Regions from separate parts of the Homo sapiens genome. Here region 1 is linked to region 2. Evidence: read pairs that join two places in POLR2A ChIA-PET (ENCODE). Cell type or tissue: Caco-2. All regions are shown on one strand. Links, peaks and the distances in the headings refer to the core of each region. The heading gives the core; the rest is flanking DNA.

The links. Peaks named below come from ENCODE experiments on the same cell type or tissue, not always from the same donor. Only the 100,000 strongest peaks of a DNase experiment are listed, where the experiment ranks them.
Region 1: POLR2A ChIA-PET joins it to region 2 with 6 read pairs; 4 of 35 experiments call an interaction of 5 or more read pairs at or near these places.

What each region holds. Positions count from the first base shown.
Region 1 is chr18:3,884,120-3,889,505 of GRCh38, reverse strand. All of the region lies in intron 3 of DLGAP1 (DLG associated protein 1), which reads left to right. All of the region lies in intron 1 of DLGAP1-AS3 (DLGAP1 antisense RNA 3), which reads right to left. MIR6718 (microRNA 6718) reads right to left here and starts at 4,153; the gene lies at 4,074-4,153. LOC124904238 (a long non-coding RNA gene) reads right to left here. Exons shown (of 4, transcript XR_007066270.1): 3 at 3,587-3,713; 4 at 2,209-2,722. In Caco-2, for the core only: a CTCF peak has its summit at 4,089; a DNase peak (open chromatin) is centred at 2,375; H3K4me3 peaks cover 418 bases.
Region 2 is chr18:3,970,735-3,976,120 of GRCh38, reverse strand. The region is part of intron 3 of DLGAP1 (DLG associated protein 1); the gene reads left to right. The region is part of intron 1 of DLGAP1-AS4 (DLGAP1 antisense RNA 4); the gene reads right to left. Among named protein-coding and RNA genes, the nearest start is that of DLGAP1-AS4, 11 kb to the right of the region's middle. In Caco-2, for the core only: no CTCF peak of the experiment used is centred there; no DNase peak of the experiment used is centred there.

The DNA.
Region 1 (5,386 bases), core at 153-5,152, 87 kb after region 2:
AGCAAACTTGGTAAGAAGAGCAACAGCTTTTAAAGAAAGAGACTTTATAAGAGAAAATTTGATTCAGGTAAATATATATATATATATGCATGTATGTATATATAAAATCTGGCTGTGAAACAAGTTGTATAGAATATGCCAGAACATGTTCACAAGACTACTCAGCTAGTCATGAGCAATCTAGACAAAAATAACTTGGTTTCATCAGAGGCTATTTCCACTGCTCCTTTTCAAGTTGTATTGTCATATTGTTTTGATTGTCATTGTTTTTGTGTTTTTCCATCTTCCATCACGGCTGTCTTTAGGTACCATTAAACAGGTTTATTCTGTCATCATTTCTTCTTTCTCCTAGATTCATCAGTAGTTTGCAAGTTTTTCCCAACTTTTTTTGGAGTAAACGCTGATGGGTTTTTCTCTTCTCTGTGAATATTCTACCCCCATCAATTGTACCCGCATAAGACAGGCTGTCCCCCTGCTGCAGCACCTCCTGAAGGGCACTGTCCATGGCTGGTTAAGGTAACCACATTCTCCTAGCTGGCTCCCAAGGGAATTCATCTGTCCATTTAGCCGAGATAACCAACCCTCTCCTGAAAATCCAGATAAGAACAATTCCATAGGAAGCATATCTCCGAGGTCCCATAGAGTCAGCACAGGCATATTTGAACTCTGTCAGTCCAAAATAAGATTAGGAGATTTTATCGTTTACTGCCTGGATTATCTTCACATAAAAATCACTCCTAAATCCTATGACATTTTGCTCAACCACCAATATCAATAATGACCTATTAATCATTTTTCAAAGAACACTACCTTCCACCTTTTTATTCTCAAAAACTGTTATGAAACCACTTTTTAAAAGCTTTGTATGGAGATGCAGGTGATTGTAATTGTGCTGCCTACTGTGACCAAATTGGAGAAGATTTCAGTTGAGTCGTTGGTTTTTTTTTTTTTAACAATACCATATCTTTTGAAAAGGAAATGCCTCCGAAGGCATTTATTTGTAGGAGCAGACTGATTGACAGAGGTATTCACAGACGAAATCAAACTGCAGATGATTAGGACAGCAATTAATGTTAATGAAAAGCCAAAATACATTCTGCATCTATAAAATGGCTCAGCATTGTACTTTGAGTAATATAATTGGTATATTTCAGAATGTGCTTATTCAAAGGTGTTCTAATAGTACTTGTATAATTTTAAGCACACAACGCATGAAAATCTTCAAGTAAGGAAGCCTGGAAAAGTGAAAGAACATGACATTGAGTTATCATCTTCAGGTACAATTTCAAAAGGTCAGAAAATATCCAAACAGTGGGCATTTGGACAATGTTAACTCACATTCTCACCTCTGTTAAGTTTTCTGTTTACTTCTTTTTTTTTTTTTTTTTTTTTTTTTTTGAGATGGAGTCTCACTCTGTTGTCCAGGCTGCAGTGCAGTGGCGCGATCTCGGCTCACTGCAAGCTCCGCCTCCCGGGTTCACGCCATTCTCCTGCCTCAGCCTCCCAAGTAGCTGGGACTACAGGCGCCCGCCACCACGCCTGGCTAATTTTTTGTATTTTTAGTAGAGACGGGGTTTGACCATGTTAGCCAGGATGGTCTCGATCACCTGACCTCATGATCCGCCCACCTCGGCCTCCCAAAGTGCTGGGATCACAGGCATGAGCCACTGCCCCCGGCCGTTTTCTGTTTACTTTTACGCAAAAGTGCCATGGTTTCATTTTTTAGTAGTAAGAACCATTTTCTTATTTTAAAAAGTAATAATTTAAAATCATCAGCCTGTTGGGCATTCATCATTCTCAATCTCTGTAGAATTGGGATTTATTATAAGTAAACGGGAAAATTAATTTTGTTCTGTCTAAAAAAAAATGTCATGTATGTGTTCAGACTGTGGTTGGAGCATGCATGTGTGAGCAAGGAGGTCTGAATCAGGAGACACTGCCGTAGCTGGCCAGGACATTGTCCTCCTCTCTTGGTATACTCCTTCTTTTCTTCCAGTCTTCTCTCATAAACTGCTCTTGCAAGAAATCATTGCTTCTTTGAGATCTTTTTGCCCCTCCCCACTCCCACATGTATTCTCTAACTACAGCTAGAGAAATCTTTAGCACAAGTGTGACCATGCCACTGTCTTGTTTAAATTCCTCTAATGGATTACCACCACCTGCAAATACAGTGCTGCATCCTGACATAGCTTCACCAAGGGTCTCATGATTTTGCCCTGACTACCTGTCTCACTTAGGAACAGGTGCAGGTGCAAGGTTCAGTACACAAAATTACAGAAAGCAAAATAACCGCGAGCTATTTTGTCTCCTCTCTCCACACAGACTCCCTCTGCAGAGCCCTTGGCTAAAGTTGTCACGTGGTTCAATAGCAAGGGACTCTGGCTTCCTATGGGGCCAGCGCAGGCCCTTCCTTTACTTGATAAGATAAGGAAACAAGATAAAGGTCTATTTTTCTCTCGACTAAACAAAATGCAGAGGTGCACATCCAGGGCGGATATGGCACTCCGCTGTAGGTCAGAACCTTTATCTTTTGTTTCTCTAATCCTCAAACTGTAACTTCCACCTCATGGGAAAGATCACTATTCACCCAGCCCCCACAGCTGCGTTCCAGCCAGAGAAGGGGTAAAGAAGCGTATGCCCCTCACTTTAGAGATGTTTTCCAGAAATCACACATGCCGTTTCAAGTTATGTTCCATTGGCCAGCATAGTCACCCAGGCACATCTAGGGAGAATGGAAAATGTAGTCATTGTTCAGGGCTGCTTGTACTTTTCAACAAGAAAATCTTTTCTTTCTCTTTAGTGGTATGTTATAACCTGGCATGGACAAGCTTCTGGCAGGTGGAGGGATGCCAAAAAGTTGACTTGAGAGATAGAGAGTTAGAAGGATGATCATTTAGAGGCTGGGAAGGGTAGTTGAGAGGTGTTGCTAAGGTGGGAGAGTGAGGATGATTAATGGGTACAAAAAAAATAGATGCAAGTCCGAATGAATGATAAGATCTAGTATTTGATAGCACAATAGGGTGACTATAGTCAATAATAATCTAATCGCACTTTTAAAAATAACTATAAGAGTATAATTGCATTGTTTGTAACAAAAAGGATAAATATTTGACGTGATGGATATTCCATTTACCTTGATGTGATTATTAAACATTATATGCCTGTATCAAAATATCTCATGTACCCCAGAAATATATACATGACTAGGTACCCACAAAAATTCAAAAAAGAAATTTTTAGGACAGCTTGACCCTGAAAAGATTCATGGAGATTTCCTCTTCCTGATGTCTCCTCAAACAAGAACACAGTGCCCCTGTTCTCCTGGGCAGGGTCCACCACTTTCTTTCTAAAGTAAGTCGCAATTGCCTGCCTGTCCATCCTCATGGGGTAAGACAGAGGAGGGCCTTCAGTATGCTCTTATTTCTGCATGTAAAGAAAAATCAAGAAAAGCAGCTCTAAATAAAGACATGCACAAAAATCAAAATGGAATAAGGACTTGCCAGCTTTGCAAGACTATTTCCCCTTTGTCAGCATCTTCTAATATGTGGTGTGTTTGTGTTTTCCTTGGGTCTAATAAATTACCTACCTTGAAAATTTCCTTTACAGTGCTGGATTATTCTTGTTTTGGTCATCATCTGGACAGTGATAATTCTGCTCCAGGTGTTGGAACTCTGGAAAAACTGTGCATCTCACACTCTGAGCTTGTCTCATGGCTGCAAACAGAGTCAACAAATTATCCAAGCAAAAAAATCAGGAGACATGGTACAATGGTAAAATTGAACTTAGAAGGACAATAAAACAGAATGTTGAAGTCACAGCGAACAAGAAGAAATTAGAGCTAATCACTGGTAGTCACAGAAACCCTCATGAAGACATGCTGACCACAGTCCCCATCCTTGCTCAAAGAACAAGGCCTGAAAGGCAATTTCCCTCTCTATTTCCAGCAATTGTTATCATTACTTAAAATCTAATTGAGAGGCTAGCATCCTCTTTTTTCAAGAATGCATAGAAGAATGAGAATTGTTATTTATCTCTTTTCATGTTTTTTTGTGGCTAGGTCATGAAGTGCATACATTGAATCCCTAGTGGCCAAAAGGCTTATGACATGGCTCTCACAATATATCATAAGCCCTCTGACCACTAGGGATTCACTGTAGGCATTTGGTCGTCTTTGCAGCAGCAGGCAAGGAAGCTTTCTAATGATGCTCTTGGTCACACCACAGGTGGCAGCAAGTGGTACCCATGGATACAACTTATAAACATTAATTAGGAGAGGGGGGAAAAAAGAAGTGACAGAGATAAATGTGCTGGAAAGGGAGTTTAAGAGTAAGGCAAGAGGAAAATGAAGAATGAGAGAAGGAAGAGCAGGACCTCCATAGTAGGTGCCACCAGCAATTGTCTACCCATTGCCAATGGCCTTAGGATTTTAGATCATTTGCCCTTGCTCACCAAGAAGTCACAGAATGTGTTTTCTTTTATAATCACAAATTGACCTATTTTCATTTTAAAATGACAAGACGATAGAAGAGAGTGTAAGATTTGTTACAGAAAGGGCCATGGTATTAAGTTGTTTATTTGGCCTTGACCAGAAAGATAGATTTAGCATTTAGAAATGTTTATTGCCATTTTTTATGACCTTCTTTTCCCACATCATAGAGAAAAAAGATCAAGATCTCAATATCTCTTTTACAAATACAAGTAAGGAAGGAGGAATGTTAGCTTATTTATTCTGGATGCAATTTGTTACCCTCCAAGAAAATAGAGGTGCTTGTCCTGTGCTGAAAATAGCCCAGTTAAATTTTAGTAAAAAACACACTGTGTATGATTAATTTACAGAAATTATCATTGGTTACATCATTTAACTTAAATCATCATTAGTGGCCTTAAACAGCTCTTCGTTTGCTCTGCTTGTCCTCAGGTAACGTCATCTTGCATGGAATGTTGCTCACATATTAAAGATAATTAAATACTGAATACCTGATTAAAATAATCTTGTATATTTTGGAGTAAACATGTATAATTCATGTTTTCAGCTCTTGCCAGTTTCACATTTTATTTAGCAGAAAATATCTACCCAAGATTCAAACTGCTTGAGAAGGAAAGTTCGAAACATTATTCCACATCATTTTATATATTGAGATTCTACTATATGTGATCATAAAAGTTAGTATGTGTCTATAATCCTAATAGAATCTTGTTTTTGCTTTTTATAAGTCTGTATTTGAAAGGCAAAAATGTCCTCAGTGGAACCTGATTTGTAGAGAGAGACTTTCTTATGCAATGGATTTTTGCATCTAAGTTAGTTTGTGCCACAGTTTTGCTAAAAACACATACTTAACCCTCTTACATTCTTCCTTGCCACAGCCTACTTTTAGGACCATAACTT
Region 2 (5,386 bases), core at 88-5,087:
ACCACCTCAGCCTCTCAAAGTGCTGGGATTACAGGCATGAGCCACTGCCCTCGGCCTTAACCACTTTTTAAGTGTACAGTTTAGTGGCATTAAGTATTTCACATTGTTGTACAACCGTCACCACCATCCATCTCCAGAACCTGTTCGTCTTCCCAAGTGGAAACTCTGCACCCCTTAAACACTGACTTCCCATTCCCTCTCCCCCAGGCCATGGTAACCACTATTCTACTTTCTGACTCTATGAATTTGATTTCTCTAGGTACCTCATGTAAATTAAATTATACAATATTTGTGTTTTTGTGACTGGCTTATTTCACTTTGCACAATGTCTTTGAGGTTCATCCATGTCGTAGGATGTGTCAGAATTTCCTGGCTTTTTAAGGCTAAATAATATTCTATTCTATATGTACATCACATTTTGTATCCATTCATTCTTCTTAGGGCACTTGGGTTGCTTCACTTTTTGGCTACTGTAAATAATGCTGCCATGAGCATGGGTGTACCAATATCTGTTTGAGTCCCTAGTTTCTATTTTTTGCAGTATATACCCATAGTGGGATTGCTGGATCATACGGTAATTCTGTGTTTAATTTTTTTAACAACCACCAAGCCATTTTCCACAGTGAGTGCGTTCAAGGGTTCCAATTTCTCCACATCTTTGCCAACACTCACTTTCTGTTTCTTTCAATAATAACCATCCTAACAGGTGTGAAGCGGTATCTCACTGTGGTTTTGATTTGCGTTGCCCTAATGATTAGTGATGTTGAACATCTTTTCATGTATTGATGGGCCACTTGCATATCCTGTTTGGAGAAAGGTCCATTCAATTTCCTTGCCCATTTTTGATGGGGATGTTTGTTTTGTTAGTGAGTTGTATGAAGTGTTTGTTTTGCATATGTATTTATATATATAATTTTTATTTTTAATTGTAATTAAAAAACACATAAAAGTAACCATCCTTACTTTCTTTGAGTGTACAGTTCAATAGTGTTAAGTACCTTCACATTGTGGTGCAACAGATCTCCAGAAATCTTCATCTTGCAAAACTGAAACTCTGTACCCATTAAATAACAACTCCCCATTTATTTCCCCTTGCCCAGCCCCTGGCAATCACCATTCCACTTTCTGTGTCTACGAATTTGACTACTTTAGTTACCTCATATAAGTAGAATCATACAGGATTTGCCTTTTTGAGACTGATTAATTTTTATTTTTATTTTTTTTTTATGTCCTCAAGGTTTATCCATGTTGTACTATATGACAGGATTTCCTACCTATGTAAGACTGAATAATATTCCATGCTATGTATTGCTTTTATATTTTTTATTTATAAATTGTAAAATACTACTCATCGGTGTGAGTCTTATACTGTCCTCTTCCCTGTTTCAATCACCTAAAACCTCCTTTTTATGTTAGGTCTTTTGACATTGAATGTTTTCAATGTCATACTCCCATTTACCTGATTAATAATAAGTTCTTTATGTTTCACTTTTAACCAAAGCAGGAACACCAGGGCAATTAGTCCAGTAAAGAAGAAAAGCAAACAGTGGCCATGCTGAGAGTGAAGCAAACCCATGATATATTCATGGAAAAGCTGGACTTTTTCTCTCCTCAGAAAGTGAGATCTTTTTGTGTGAAGAACTATTGAAATCTGAAGCTTCCCTTAGGAAGTTAAAAGTTCTTTTGAAAATATTTAAAAGCCCTGAATTAAAAGATCTTAATACAGTCACACATGCAATACAACTACATTTAGGTCACGGATGAATTGCCTGTAGGACGGTGGTCCCATAAGATTATAATAATGTGTTTTCGAGATCAGGAGATTGAGACTATCCTGGCCAACATGGTGAAACCCAGTCTCTACTAAAATACAAAAAAATTAGCCAGGTGTCGTGGTGGGCACCTGTGATCCCAGCTACTCGGGAGGCTGAGGCAGGGGACTCACTTGAACCCAGGAGGCGGAGGTTGCAGTGAGCCGAGATTGCGCCACTGCACTCCAGCCTGGCGAGGGAGTGAGACTCCTTCTCAAAAAAAAAAAAAATAAAAAGTGTCTTTACTGTGCCTTTTCTATGTTTAGATAGGTTAGATACACAAATACTTCCCACGGTGTTACAATTGCCTACAGTATTCAGGACAGTCACGTGCTGTGCAGATCTGTAGCCTAGGAGCGATGGGCTCTAGCATATAGCCTGAGAGTGTGGTAGGCTATGCCGTCTAGGTCCATCTAAGTCCACTCTGCATTCACACAAGGACAACAGCAGCACATGTTCTCAGAACATATCCTCATTGTTCAACTGTGCATGACTCTACAGTATTATCTTCTCCTGTGTTTTCCTTGTGAACCCTCAGCTGGTTAACATGGATCCCGAGCCCTGGGCCTTCCCCGGAACTTTCTAGCCTAGATTTAGTTTGTCAGGTTTCAGAAAGAATAAAATTATCTAAAATTGAGGGAAAAAAATTGGCAGGCAATTTGGAAAAGACTCTCAGTTGGCCTGCCAACAACACTGGCAGAAGAAATGTAGTCGAGTTAGAATCCTTCCAGCATGTTCCCTAGGGGATGCTCACACAGGAACCACAGGTGAAATAGGGAAGTCCCTGGCTCCTAAAGCCTAAGCAGGAACCATATACTCCACCACTCCCCTCCTGAAGTGAAATTGAGTCCCAAACCAGGAGTAACAGGAGCACAAAGGTGACGGAGCTCATACAAACTGAGATGAATTGCAGCTTCCAGGACGGAAATGACTAGTAGCTTATTATTTGTCATTGGCTCCAGATAAATCTTACAACCTGATTAAAAGCAAATGTATTGACTTTTTTTTTTTTTTTTTTTGGCTATGGCTATTCTGACTATTCTCTTTTACTGAAAATGGTTTTTTTCTAATTAGATAGCAGCAGCCTGAAGGTAGGACCATCTTAGTTTCTGTGTTCCTTATAGAATCTAGGAAATTATTTTGTACATTGTAAGTATTCAATAAAGATTGGATTACTCAACTTGAATAAAAACAAGCAGATGATAATACCTTAATAGTCCCAGAATTAAGTTTCTTTGGACAGTGATTTGTTGATATTTTTAAATTAGCTATTAGACACAACACCCTGCAGCAAAAAGGCTTTGCTTACTTGAGCTCACGCTTGTTATCCTTTTGGAGTCTGAAGCCTAATTAATGTAGAATAGAGCCTCTTTTAGAATAAAAGTCCTCTGCCCTATGGGCTTATTCTTTGGGTCTCTAAACACAGATTGGGGAACAGAAAAGAAAGTCTTTTGGCTTCAGGCTAGGGATAGGCACCTCCCCGCCCATCTGCCTCTCAGTGTTGCTGGCCAGGGCAGGGGGAGCTAGTGTGATTTGCCCAAACCTCCCTCCCTGAGGTGTCATGTTGCTGTGATGGTGTCACAGGAGTCTCAGGAAAGCTGAGAGCTCAACATAACAAAGTTCCTACGTGGACAGTGGTGCTCAATAGTTGCTTCTTAAAAAATAGATTAGTTAGGACTATCGGATGCCAGGGACTGAATCTAGTCACTTAATAATCAGGTTCCCACAGATCTACTTATCTATATCCCAAACACTGTATAATTCTAAAACTATGAGAAAGAAAGAAAGAGAGAGAGAGAGAGTGTGTGTGTGTGTGACTCAACTGCCTCAAACACACCAAGGAAACATGTTTGAATATAAATAACTGAAGACAGAAAAGACAGAATGAATCAACCAGAGGACTAGGGAGAGTTATATATAAACTGATATAGATAGATATAATTTTTTAAAATTATTTTTAAATAGAGACGGAATTTTGCCATGTTGCCCAGGCTGGTCTCGAACTCCGGGCTTCAAGTGATCCTCCAACCTTGGCCTCCAGAAATGCTGGGATAACAGGCATGAGCCACCATGCCCGGCCTAGTGATATAATTTTTTTTTATATAGGCCTTGAGGTGTTGTATTTTTTATAAGAGGTATTATATAGTTTATAAACTCATAAAAAATTTAAAAACAAGGTAAACTGTAATATTTTAATTGAAAACACTTCTTTAGTTATATCCTTGAAAACTGAAACCTTACACATTACAGGATTGTTATCTTGTTAGTTGGACACCGTTAAATGACCAAAGCTATTCATGGTCTCCTGATGAGAACCCAAGTAAAGAGTCTTCCCTTAGTTAATTCACAGGATCCTCCCTTACTCAACTGGACCAGCACTTTACAGTTGCATAAAACCCTGGTTTTGAGTTTTTCTTGTCCCTCAATATTCACTAAGGCTGTCATGAAAATTATTATGCTTATTAAAATAAAACTCCATGGATTGCTTAATGAAAGATACTTAAGAATTTGCCAGGTTTAAGTTTTATTGCTATTTAGAGAACAAGATTTTCTAAACCTATTGCCCTGTGACTCTTCAAAACCATCAGCCAGGAATTCTTTTTGGATACACTGATATTTCTCTATGTTATCCTTAGTACAGCTTAGCTTACCAAAGGATAGATGGACAAAAGAGTCTTAAAAGTTAAGTCTTGGAACAATATAAAATGCAGTCTGCAAACACTTGGGGGTGCATCATACCAGTCAATTACACATACCAATACTTTTTTAGAAAAAACAAAAGAATAGAATAGGCAAAATACATTGGACTTATTTACAAAACATGTTTCAGGTATACATGCACACATATGTGATATTATGTCATATATATGTTAGCATACATTTTATAAATGTCTTATGTATGTATTTCCCTGTATATATACTGGTTAGGATGTAAAATTTGTTACCATCGGTAGCAGTCAAAAAAAATGTTAAGCCACTGATTTAGAGGACTTAATTCTAAACTAATGGAAAGCAGTTAGCATGAAAAGAACTCCTACCTCTGAAAAGAAATAATAGAAACTACCATCACAAACTGGTCAACAATTTACTGCAAAGTTCTTGCCAGAGGCCAGAGTCTGGTTCATTCTCTAGGTCAATGCTACAGACTGAAAGCTGGGTGGAGAAAAGCGACCTTGAGGTTGTGCTGTAGCTACCGAAAGAAGGCAGGCAGAGGGAGCTGTTCTTTGGTTGCAATAACCTGGAATAGATGTGGGGTGCTAGAGGGGGACAGATGTGAAACTGGAAGGTGGTTCCAGCTGTCTCAATGCTTGATTAGGCCTTAAATCTCTATTCCAGCATTTCCCACTTCTGGAAATAAATGCATACCTAGCCCAGAGACAAGGGTGGAAGCAGACCTCATAGGCCCAGGATGCAGGGCTCCTATGGGGACCTCAGAACTAGGGCAGGGGCTTATATTTTATTCTTGAATCCCAGTTGATATTAAAGTGGATTTCAGTTCAATTAGGGGGAAGAAACCCTTTTGCTTCCAGATTTTTAATGTTAATATTAATGTCAAGATATCTCTAATATGATTT